Linked DNA regions of Mus musculus: region 2 is linked to region 1. Evidence: chromatin loops called from intact Hi-C (ENCODE). Cell type or tissue: gastrocnemius. All regions are shown on one strand. Links, peaks and the distances in the headings refer to the core of each region. The heading gives the core; the rest is flanking DNA. Region 1 overlaps Jak1 (Janus kinase 1). Region 2 has its middle 12 kb from the start of Gm25124.

What was found. Peaks named below come from ENCODE experiments on the same cell type or tissue, not always from the same donor. Only the 100,000 strongest peaks of a DNase experiment are listed, where the experiment ranks them.
Region 2: it touches region 1 in a loop (2.3-fold over the local background); 1 of 42 quality-filtered maps calls a loop at or near these places.

Annotation. Positions count from the first base shown.
Region 1 is chr4:101,228,101-101,233,483 of GRCm38, forward strand. All of the region lies in intron 1 of Jak1 (Janus kinase 1), which reads right to left. Among named protein-coding and RNA genes, the nearest start is that of Jak1, 34 kb to the right of the region's middle. In gastrocnemius, for the core only: no CTCF peak of the experiment used is centred there; a DNase peak (open chromatin) is centred at 2,705; H3K27ac peaks cover 1,305 bases.
Region 2 is chr4:101,280,193-101,285,575 of GRCm38, forward strand. No RefSeq gene overlaps it. Among named protein-coding and RNA genes, the nearest start is that of Gm25124, 12 kb to the left of the region's middle. In gastrocnemius, for the core only: no CTCF peak of the experiment used is centred there; no DNase peak of the experiment used is centred there; H3K27ac peaks cover 2,473 bases.

The DNA of each region.
Region 1 (5,383 bases), core at 97-5,096:
TAAAGCCTTTCCCAGTGTTCTTAGATTCCAGATAGCAGCAAGGAGCTTAACCCATTCAGAAAACAATTAGGCACTTGCCATTTTACTCAGCTGTTTACAGATAGAGACTAAAATTCTCACTGAGATAGAAATTCTTATTACAGACTACATTTCATGCCAAGAGCAAATTAGTATACTATACTGAAAATGGACAGTCTCCAGATATAGATAAGAATTAACGAGGCCTAGAGAATTTTGGGGTCAGTGACACTACATTATTCTTGAGGCGTGTCAAGAGTTAACTACCCTGGGGCTATTAACTCTAAGTGTAAAACTCTTGCCTGGCAGAAAGTGCTAATCTCTAATGTAAACATTTATCTGGTTCCTACAAATTCCCTTTGTAGTCACTCCCCTTGCATCTGTGTTAATCTCTAGTGTTATACATTTATCTGGTTCCTTTTGAAGTCACTCCTTTTGCACCTGGAAAAATTCAATGTGCCTTGTTCTGCAATTTATTCTGTATTATAAAAGTCTGATGCTCGACTGGAGCATTGCATTCAGATTCAACACCTCTCTTGTGTGTTTGACTGATTGTCATTTTCATCCTAATCTCTGCCCATCTACTCTAGAGACTCTTTCCTACACAGGCACAGGGGACCAGAGGGCCTGCAGCAAGGCCATTTACCTTAAAGCCAGCATCTTGGTGTCTAGAATAGGTCATACAACCATGCTCTAAAGATGAGCAAAGGCAAAAACCAAGAGCAGGCTGTTACTCAAGTGTCCTTTCTACCTCCTCAGGGAGTCCCAAATGTTCAGCAAAGGAAAAAAAAATGTCTTAGAGAAGCTTAGGTTTGTGGCACTCGAACGCTCGCACATGCACGCACAGCAGTAATATGAAGATTTTTCAACCTGTATTCTGAGGAGCTAAAGGATTCAAGGTGCTATAGCAGTCAAATTTCATTCTGAAGTATATATACTTCAAATTTTCAAATTAAATATGCCTGTACAAAATTAAGTTTTATAGGGAAAAATATTCTACATGCAACCTTTTTGTTTACCCGCAAAACAAAGCTATTCTCAATGATTCTAAGCTTATCTCTGAATACTAAATAAATCACTGATTCTAAAGGAGGCTGTGTCTATTATTTTCCAGTTTAGCCTGTACCGTTCCTTTAAAATTGTTCCAGCAAGTATATCATATACTTGTAGCACATTCAATCAAAGGTCAGGCCAAGCAGACAGACACATCTGCTGGTTTGTGCTGTTATCCCAGAGAGTAGCCAGTTACACAACAACAGATGCATGTTTTGAAGGCTGTACTATAATAAAGGAGTGAGCATGCACAAGCATCCACTTTGCATTTTGTGAGACAAACCAGAAGCATTCGCTAAATAACAAGATTCTTCTTTGAGACAAAAGATTCCACCTATCCATCTTTCAGGCATCTAGGTCAATTTAAATAAAGAGCATCCTTTAAAAATAAAAATCACAAGGTAAATATCAAACTATTCTTATAGGCAATTACTTACACAAGCAAACCAGCCTCTCATATACTGCAACCAAAACTAAACTCACAACATAGTCTCAGAACTCAAGCCGAAGTTCAGCGCTTATTACCACAATTCTGCTGCCTGTACGCCCACCCCAACTGCTTTTGGTATAGGCCCCTGCACTGACCTCTTGATTATTTTCAGTAGGTATGAGTCCTAATCTATGACTGTATACACACTTAATCTCATTGAGAAGCTCGTTAGGTTTTATGTAAATGAAAATGGGGATATGCCCACTCCTAAGTATGGTTGGGGAGAAGCTATTTAGTGTAGATATGAGGGAGCAAACAGCCAGAGGCATGTGGAAGAGTCCAGACTGAACATGGCCAGCAGAATAGACCGGGCAATGGGGGTGAGGGTGGGGGACAGTGAAAGAAAAAGAGGAAAGAGAAGGACAAGAGAGGGGAGCCAACAGAGCATGTGGCCAAAATAGCCCGGTTACAGAGGGAAAAGGGTGGGGGAAGGGAAACAAAGCTCAACAGGCTGGAAAGGTTTAGGGTATGGGTGAGGAGCATGGAGAGGAGCCAGAGCTCTGTAGAAGGTACTTGGGATGCTGAGGTCTTGGTGGCCAGTGTTATATTATATATTAATATATATTAATAGGCACCTCAGTTAACCCATTTGTCCTGAGTTTCTTTGAGACCTAACACTGTGTTCCACTGGGTTTGAAATAGACTCTTGGTTTCTAGAATCAGACTCGACTGATCTGCAGGTTCTCTGCAGGTACTAACATTCCTAGAGGAAGGCATTTCCAGATGGGCTTGTACTAGCTGCCCACCCCATTCACTTGAACTCTTCAAAGAATACATTTCCTGGTGAAAGAGGGCCTAACCAAGAACAAACAAGCCTACTGAGATGGCTCACTAGGTAAAAGCACCTCTGCAGATTGAGTTCCAGATCCCATGGTGGAAGGAAGAACCAAGTCTAGAAAGCTATCCTCTAATCTCCACGTATATGCTGTGCACACACAATAAAAATAAGTACAAATTAACAAAAACTTTGAATTCCCTTTCTGCTTGTCAACAGTGAGGCTCCCATACCTGTAACAGACACCTAGACCTATAACTCAGTGTGACTCAGCCAAGTCCATACCTCTTCTACACCCACAAAGCAGAAACAAGAATCCACCTCACCCAGCCAATATGGCACAAGGCTGACTGGCTATGTCCTAGGCCATTGCCTCTGGGAGCTCAGCCAATGCCTAAGGAGCCCTTGTTCTTAGCTTACCAGGTGGCAGGAAGTCCACATTCTCCTTACCCTCCCACAGCTGCCTATTCCCACCGCTGTGGGAGAGGGAAAGGTTACCTGGAGACAATCTGAATCTGATAATGAAATAAGGGCGAAAATCAGGCACTTCTGTTACTCCCAGAAATGTACCCTAAGAACACACAAAACACACAGAGATTGGGCAGCCTGAGTATTATTGTGTGTTGTTCATAATGGGGATAAAAAAAAAAATCCCTGTAAACATGGGCCTTGAGATGACTCAGTAGTTAGGAGCACGTGCTACTCTTGCTGAGGACCTGAGTTCACTTCCCACATCAGGTAACTCAACTTCTGGGGATGTGACTCTCAATCTCTATTTCTCTCTCCTTCTCTCCCTCTCTCCCTCCCTCTCCCTCTCCTTCTCCTCCTTTTCTTCTTCTCCCTCTCCCCTCTCCCTTTCCTTCCCCCCTCAACTGTATGAATCTGCTTTCTCTCTCCTCCTGCCTTAAAAAGAAAGAAAGGAAGAAGGCAGGAAGGCAGGAAGGCAGGAAGGCAGGCAGGCAGGAAGACAGGCAGGCAGGCAGGAAGGCAGGCAGGCAGGAAGACAGGCAGGCAGGCGGCAGGCAAGCAGGCTAAAAGCAACCTAAATACTTTCTAAATGGATACTGACTTTGAAGGGTAACAACATCCAGACAATACACTTACAACAGTCTTAGCTCTATTATGCAATACAGTCACATTGTTATCCACTGATATATTTTTGTTGTTTTGGGAAGTTTTTTGTTTGCTTGTTTGTTTTTGGCTTTCGAGGCAGAGTTTCTCTGTGTAGCCTGGCTGTCCTAGAACTAGCTCTGTAGACCAGGCTGGCCTCGAACTCACAGAGATCCACCTGCCTCTTCCTCCCAAGTGTGATAGGTTCTTTACATCTCATCTACTACTCACACTAACACTACTCTGAGGAAAACATCATCACATCACTTTATAAAAAGGAAAATCAAGATTCATAAACAGTTTAATCCAAGGCTACTTACATAGCTAAGTGTGTTCAGCTTGACTCACTGGTTTTGCAGCTAACAAAAGCTACTTAAGCTGGACGTGCCACTACAACAGGCAACGTGTTTGCTAAGCTTCCCTCCAGCGTGTATTCTGAAGGCTTGCAGAAGATGCAGAGACAGAACAAGCTGCTCAGCTACTTCCAATATTAACTAATGCTCCTCTGCTTTTTAAATGTATACAACGGTGAAATCATCTGTCCAGCATCAAACAATCTCCAAGGCATCTCTGAGGACTTCTGACTACTCTACTCTCCCACGGTAACATCCTGAGGGTAACACAAAGGAAATAAGAGAGCATGTCCACCTTAGTCAGGGTTACTAATACTAGGATGAGACGCCATGATCAAAAGCAACCTGGGGAGGAAAAGGTTTATTTCACTCCATTCCACAGAACAGCTCATCATCAAAAGCAATAAAGTGAGAGCAGGAACTCAAGCAGCATAGGAACCAGAAGACAGGAGCTGATGCAGAGGCCATGGAGGGGGGCTGCTTACTGGCTTGCCCCAATGGCTTGCTCAGTCTGATTGCTTATAGAACCCAGAGCCACAAACTCACAATGTGTTGGGAATCGATCACTAATTAAGAAATGCCCAACAGGTGGATCTTACAGAGGCATTTTCTCAATTGAGGGTCCTTCCTTTCAGATAACCCTAGCTTGTGTGAGGTTGACATAAAACTAGCTAGCACATCCACCATGAACTCAAAGCTCTTTATCCCTGCTAAAAGTCAAAAGCCATTGCTGATACAGCCTGCAGCCATGGAAAAATATAAAGACTGTGTGCTCGTGCATGCTCATGTTTGTGAGAGTGCATGTTCCTGTGTGTGAGCACTCACACACGTATGCGCATACATGCAAATAAATATAATTAAAACTGCACTATTAGCCATGCCAAACATTTTACACATTTACGCAGTGACACATAAAGGGCTACCACTGTTACTTCAATCCTATAAATAAGCAAACTCAGATACAAAGAAACCAAGCTTCTTGAAATTCCCACAGCTAAGAAAATGTACCCCCTCCCCTTTCCTGGTGTAGCAGAACACAGAGCTCCCTTCCTCAGAGTGGCTTTGAACTTCTGGATTCTTAGATTCCAGGAAGCTATCTAGAGCAACAAAAGTCAGCATCAAGGTATCAGATGTGAACAATCTACAGCTCAGGAAAACCGTTCCTGAACACAGCAGTTCTCAGCCCTGAGCAGTCTTCGCCTCAACAGGACGCACCGTTCTCTGGGTAGGGCTCCAGGGAAGTGAGGAGACTTCTGAGGACGTGCACACTGCTGGGGACACCACCTCTCTACCTGAGGCCCTCCCCTCAGCCTCCCTCAATGACATGGGCAGTATGATGCTGCTGGCCCCTCACAGGAGCTTGAACACAGGCCTGCAGGATTAACTCTAGCCCTGAGGACCTTCTTGTCACTGATGCCATTGCAGGATGGAGTTAGCCTAAAATGGGAATAGTGTATTTCTAGTACTGCAAAATGCAATCTATTTCCTTCCTAGGGGATGCTGCTGGAAGCTGAGCATGGCAGGTAGGACATGCCTATAATCAGGAGGCTGAAACAAGAGGGTCAAGAGTTCAAGGCCAGCTGG
Region 2 (5,383 bases), core at 210-5,209, 52 kb after region 1:
GGCGGTGGGATGTGTGGCAGCTGTAAGATCTAGTCCACTCCTGGAGTTACAGTGAGCCAAGAATTGGAACTGGAACAGGGGTGTGGTGTAACCTTGAAAGGCCTGTCCCTAATGACCTGTTTGCACCAGCTGGCTTGGACTTCCTTTCTCAAAGGTTCTACAACCTCCCAAAATAGCATTGCCAGCTGGGGACCAAGTGTTTATAGCATGAGCCTGGGGGATATGTTTCAGGCTCACATCATAACAGACCTATTAAATAAGTGGCACTTAGTCCTTCTGAGAACTGTTAAGATTATATTCTGTTTTGTGTATAAATTGTGTAGGTATTGTCTTCACTCAATTGAAAAAAAGTGATATTTATCCATTTTATTTTATTTGTGGTTTTGGCTGCATGTATGTCTGTATACCACATGCATACTCAGGGTGCCTATGCGGGTAGAAAGAAGGCATCAAATCCCATGAAATTGGAGTTGTGGAGATTTGTGAACCACCACGTGGGTCTTGGGAACCGAAGCCAGGTCCTCTGCAGGAGCAACAAGTACTCAACCACTGAGCCGTCTCTCCAGCCCCTTCACTCAATTTTCAATGCCATGATTGCAGAGACAATCGCCTCTCAGTATTCGGGGGGGCATTGCTCCTAGTACTCTGCTGGACACCAAATCCTAACAATGCTTATGTCCCTGTAAATAATGACAGATTATTTGCATGAAATCTAGGTGCATTCTCCATATACTTCAATAACCTCTAGATGACTTATAATACCTAGTACAATATAAATACTATGCAAATGGTTGTTATATTGTAAATATACAGAGATATATAGAATACACACACATGTGTGTAGACATACACATAAACTCAGCTCAGTTATTTCAGCTCAGTTATTAGGAACTTATGATGAAGAAGTCTACATAGAGATAATTTAGTTTGTATTAGTGTGCATGAGTGTGTGTATGTGTGTGTGTGTGTTGCATGCACATGAGCTCACACGTCCAGCACTCATGTTAAAAATTAAGCATGACAGCATGACCTTCGAATGTGTGCATGGAGGCCAAAAAGGATGCTGAGTGTCTTCCTCTATCACTCTCCATCATATTGCCTGGAGACAGCAGTCTCTCACGGAACTGTTTGGGCTAGGCTGGCTGGCCAGTGGGCTTTCAGACCTGCCTTTCTCCCTACACCTCCTCCCCCATCCCTGCCTGCCCTGCACCCCCCCTGCCCACCACCCCCTGCCAAGAGGGATTAGAGACAAACAAAACCAACAAAACAAAAAAGGACAGCCAGGGCCACCCAGAGAAACCCTGACTTGAAAAAGACCAAAACAAACAAACAAACAAACAAACCAGAACAAAACAAAGAAACTTTCCAAGCAGTTTTTCAAACTCTAGAAGCCTCTGGCCTTACGGGGAATTCTAGGAGATGTCAGCCCCAACTTTGTTCCAGAGAAAAGTTTTGCCAATCTCAGAGACACCCAGCATGTAAGGGGTGGGAGGTAGGAGGAAAGCATGCACGAAGGGGGTCATGGGGAGCTCTTGTCTGAGATGACCCTTCAGCTGTCCATATTATCCTTGAGCACACATCCTTTGCTGTCTTCTGTTACTCTTTCTCTGTCTGCATGTGTGTTTTACCTCCAGAGTTTTTCAACTGCTATATGGCCAACTTCTCATCTCTCCCCACCCCCCTCACCCCCAACTCTTACTGTGCCTCTCTATGAGTAATGGACTTTAGTGACTTTTGTGTAGGAATTGCCTAGCTTCACCATACTTAAACTTCCATAAAAATTTCATGCAATGGGTATTTGTTTGAATTAAAATACATGACAATATCTCTAACAGTGTACTGAGTCTTTAGCGAACTCACTTAAGCTGGAAATGTCCATTCACATTGTACCAGGAGAGAGCAAGAAAGGATAAACATGTATTTAAGTTGTTCCAGGTACCTATCATCTGCTTTAATTCCCATCATTATCTTTTGAGGAGAGATTAAGTATTTGTCAAAGGTCACACCATGACAGAGCGGGGATGCCAACCATCAAAGCTCTGGTTCTTCTCACTGTACCACACTGTCATACAACCACTAGGAAGGCCCTTTCAGATATAGTTAAATTCTTATCACTCCTCGCTTGGGCAGCTACTCACTAAGGTAGAAATGAAATAGATTCAGTTAATAGAGTAGCAGAAAGAAAATCAACCCCAAGCTAGAGCAAGCACCCTCACTTCCCTGGACTTCAAGGTCTTATTGGCACACATGTTTGAACAGAGTTATGTCAACACTGAAGTAAATAACACCCAAGCAGTTCCTATCAAGTAGCCTACCCAATGGCTGAAAGGACAGACCAGTTTCTTTCTATGGAGCTTCTGTGTTTGAGTGGAAATCCTTCTTTTTACAGTGTGTCAAATGAAAGTCAGTACTCAGGGCTGACATTCATATCTCTTGAGCAGATGCTTCTAATGCAGCTAACATTACACCTGGAAGTGGCATTTGCTTATTCATAAATGAGCAGATTAAGCACTGATCCAACATTTCTCAGCAGCACCCACCATCATGGAAGGTAAATTGGTACCACTGTCAATATCCTTTGAACTATCATTTGGGAAGAGATTAGGGCGGGGAAAGTCCTCTCTTCCAAGTCCCTCAACTGCTGCCTTGTCCATCTGTCCTTCCTTCCTCCCTTCTCTCCCTCCCTCCCTCCCTCCCTCCCTCCCTCCCTCCCTCTTTTCCTCCTTTCCTTCCTACTTTTGGTCCTTTCCTCCTTTCCTTCCTACTTTTGGTCCTTTCCTCCTTTCCTTCCTACTTTTGGTCCTTTCCTCCTTTCCTTCCTACTTTTGGTCCTGCTTCTATATCTTGAGTGCCAGGATTATAGATGCACACCACTTCTGCACCTTGTATTTCTCAGACCACAGGCTTAGTGTGTCAGAAGTGGGTTGTGCCTCTGCCTATTCCCAGGTGTGTACATTTGAGTGCTTTGCTCAATGTCTCATGTCTTTAATCTCAGCACCCAGGAGGCAGAGGCAGGTGGATCTGCGTTCAAGGCCAGCCTAGTCTACATAGTTAGTTCCAGGACAGCCAGGGCTACACAGAAAAACCCTGTTTCAAAAACTAAATAAACTAAATTAATCGTTTTAAAAGAGAAAAATTAAAACACTTGGTGTATCTGCCACAATACTCTGTAAACAGAAACCAAGATTTTAAGCCCCAAAACACAGAAGAAGAAGAAAAAAAAAACAAAAACAAACAACAGAAACAAACAAACAACCCTTTGTGCTGGGAACCACATCCCCATTTGGAATATAAGGTACATCACAGTCTAACTCCAGGCCTTACCTCCCCAGATTTTTATCTCCTGGAGTCTACAGAAACTTTCTTAGAACTTGTAAGGAAGAAGAGTTCCTCCTTTGGTTTCTCAGATTCTTTTACACATCTTAGAGCTGTCTTTTATACACAGACTCTGGCCAGTGGATATGATCCCCATCCTAGACTGTGAGGGAATACAACATGGCCCACGTTTCTATCTGTTTGCAGCCATTGGTGGATGCGTGGGTAGACAAAATGATCTATACAAGGCAGGGAGCAACACAACCACTTGGGGGAACTGAGTCCTAGAACTCACATTGCTAGGTGAGGCAACCTTTGTTCTCCAGACTTGCCTAAGCTTGAACCTGAACAGACAGATTAAGGACATGACGGTCACAGAACTGTTAGCTTGTCAAGGGTGGTTAAGAAGCCTTCATAAACTTTCCAGGGAAATGCATGGTTAGTGCTGATATCAGGCGTAACCAACCTAGGATAAAGCACCTTGTTAACCAGGGAGCCTAGGAAAGATGATCCATTTGAGTTTCCCTTGCAGCTCACAAGGTTAACAGGTCCACCAGTGAGGAACAAGTCTTTTCAGGCCTGATCTGCTCCCTGCAGGGTGGTAGCCCTGCTCCCTGTGGTTGTGTTCACGGAAGCCAGTGATGTAAGATCTAAAGATAGAACGCAGCTACGGAGATAGGTCATCTGGAGGCAGCCCTTCAGAAGAGCTGTAGAGCATTCTAGAATGCAAGGGAGCAGGGATGGAAGTGAAGATCTTGACTTGGTAAGAAACATCAATCCCTGACTTATTCTTTTTACTAGAGGTAACTGAAGATGGTAATGTTTATTAGTTGATGGCTTGCTTGTGCTTTCCGCTGTTTTGAAGTAAGGTACTAGCTTTGTTTCCCATGAACCCATGGGCTCCCCCAAAAAGTAGATGTTTTCTCAACTCCATATCAGATGCTTTCACATAAATATCCCAAACCACCCATGTCAGAAGGGTTTCCACCATGGACACCGCCAATCTTGACACTGAGGTTTCTCACACCATCCCTTCTCAGGCAGGCTAGTAAACATCTGTTAGCATGCTACTGATTTTACAGTGGAAGATCCAAAACATAACAGTTTGGTCATGTAAATGACGAGTCAAGAAAAAGTGTACACAGACAGTAAAGCAAGGTTTAGCACATCTTTGCCTTAATCCTTCCTGCCACTGTGGGAGCGTGGTCCCTGCCTGGTTCTAGGAATTTTATGTGTAGATAACTGTAAAGTCTGTTACGGGCTGTCAGGGGCTGCTGAAAGGACAGGCACAAAATCGTCTGGTGTACTCTAAAGTAACCAGTGTCTACAGATGTTGCTGAAGCTTAGAAAAATAGAACGTGCTGGAGGCCAGAGGCCACAGGTGAGCTGTGCAGTAAAACTCCACAGGCCTGGGAAGAGAGAGTTTCTTTGGGAAGCTGGCAGTCACTCTGAGCCTCCACACATAGGTTCCTGCCTCACCTAGGTTCACAGTCATCTAATCAGCCAACCATGGACTAAAACTTCCGAGACCATCAACCAAAACAAACACTTCTTAAGGGAAGAAAGGCTTCATAGGAAACCAGCTCTGCCAAGACTGTGTTTATCCAGAAGAGTAAGAAAATAAATTTCTGTTACTTAAGCTGCCCAGGTTTAAACAATACAACAAAGGCTTAAATAAACCCAAACCAACAAAACCAGCAAGACTCCTGTCTCTCCATCTCAGCAGACCGGGTGTCCGGGTTGTGGGGTTGTAGTTGGGTTTAACACTTAGCCACATTTACGGTGAACTTAATCACCCTACGAGAAAAAGCAGGATTTTAAAAATGTCCAGGACTTTTCTCACCTAGTACCTTGCCCTGACTATCTTCATGGCTTTCTGGATTTTCCCATAGACAAAGGTGCTTCAAAAATAGTAACAAATAAAAAAATGGTAGGCCTTGGGAAGCTTAGGTTAGGAGGCAGTACTTTGTGATTTGTTTTGTTTTTATTGGCTATTCTGTTTATTTATATTTCAAATGTTACCTCCCTTCCTGGTTTCCCCTCCAAAAACCTCCCATTCCACCCCCTC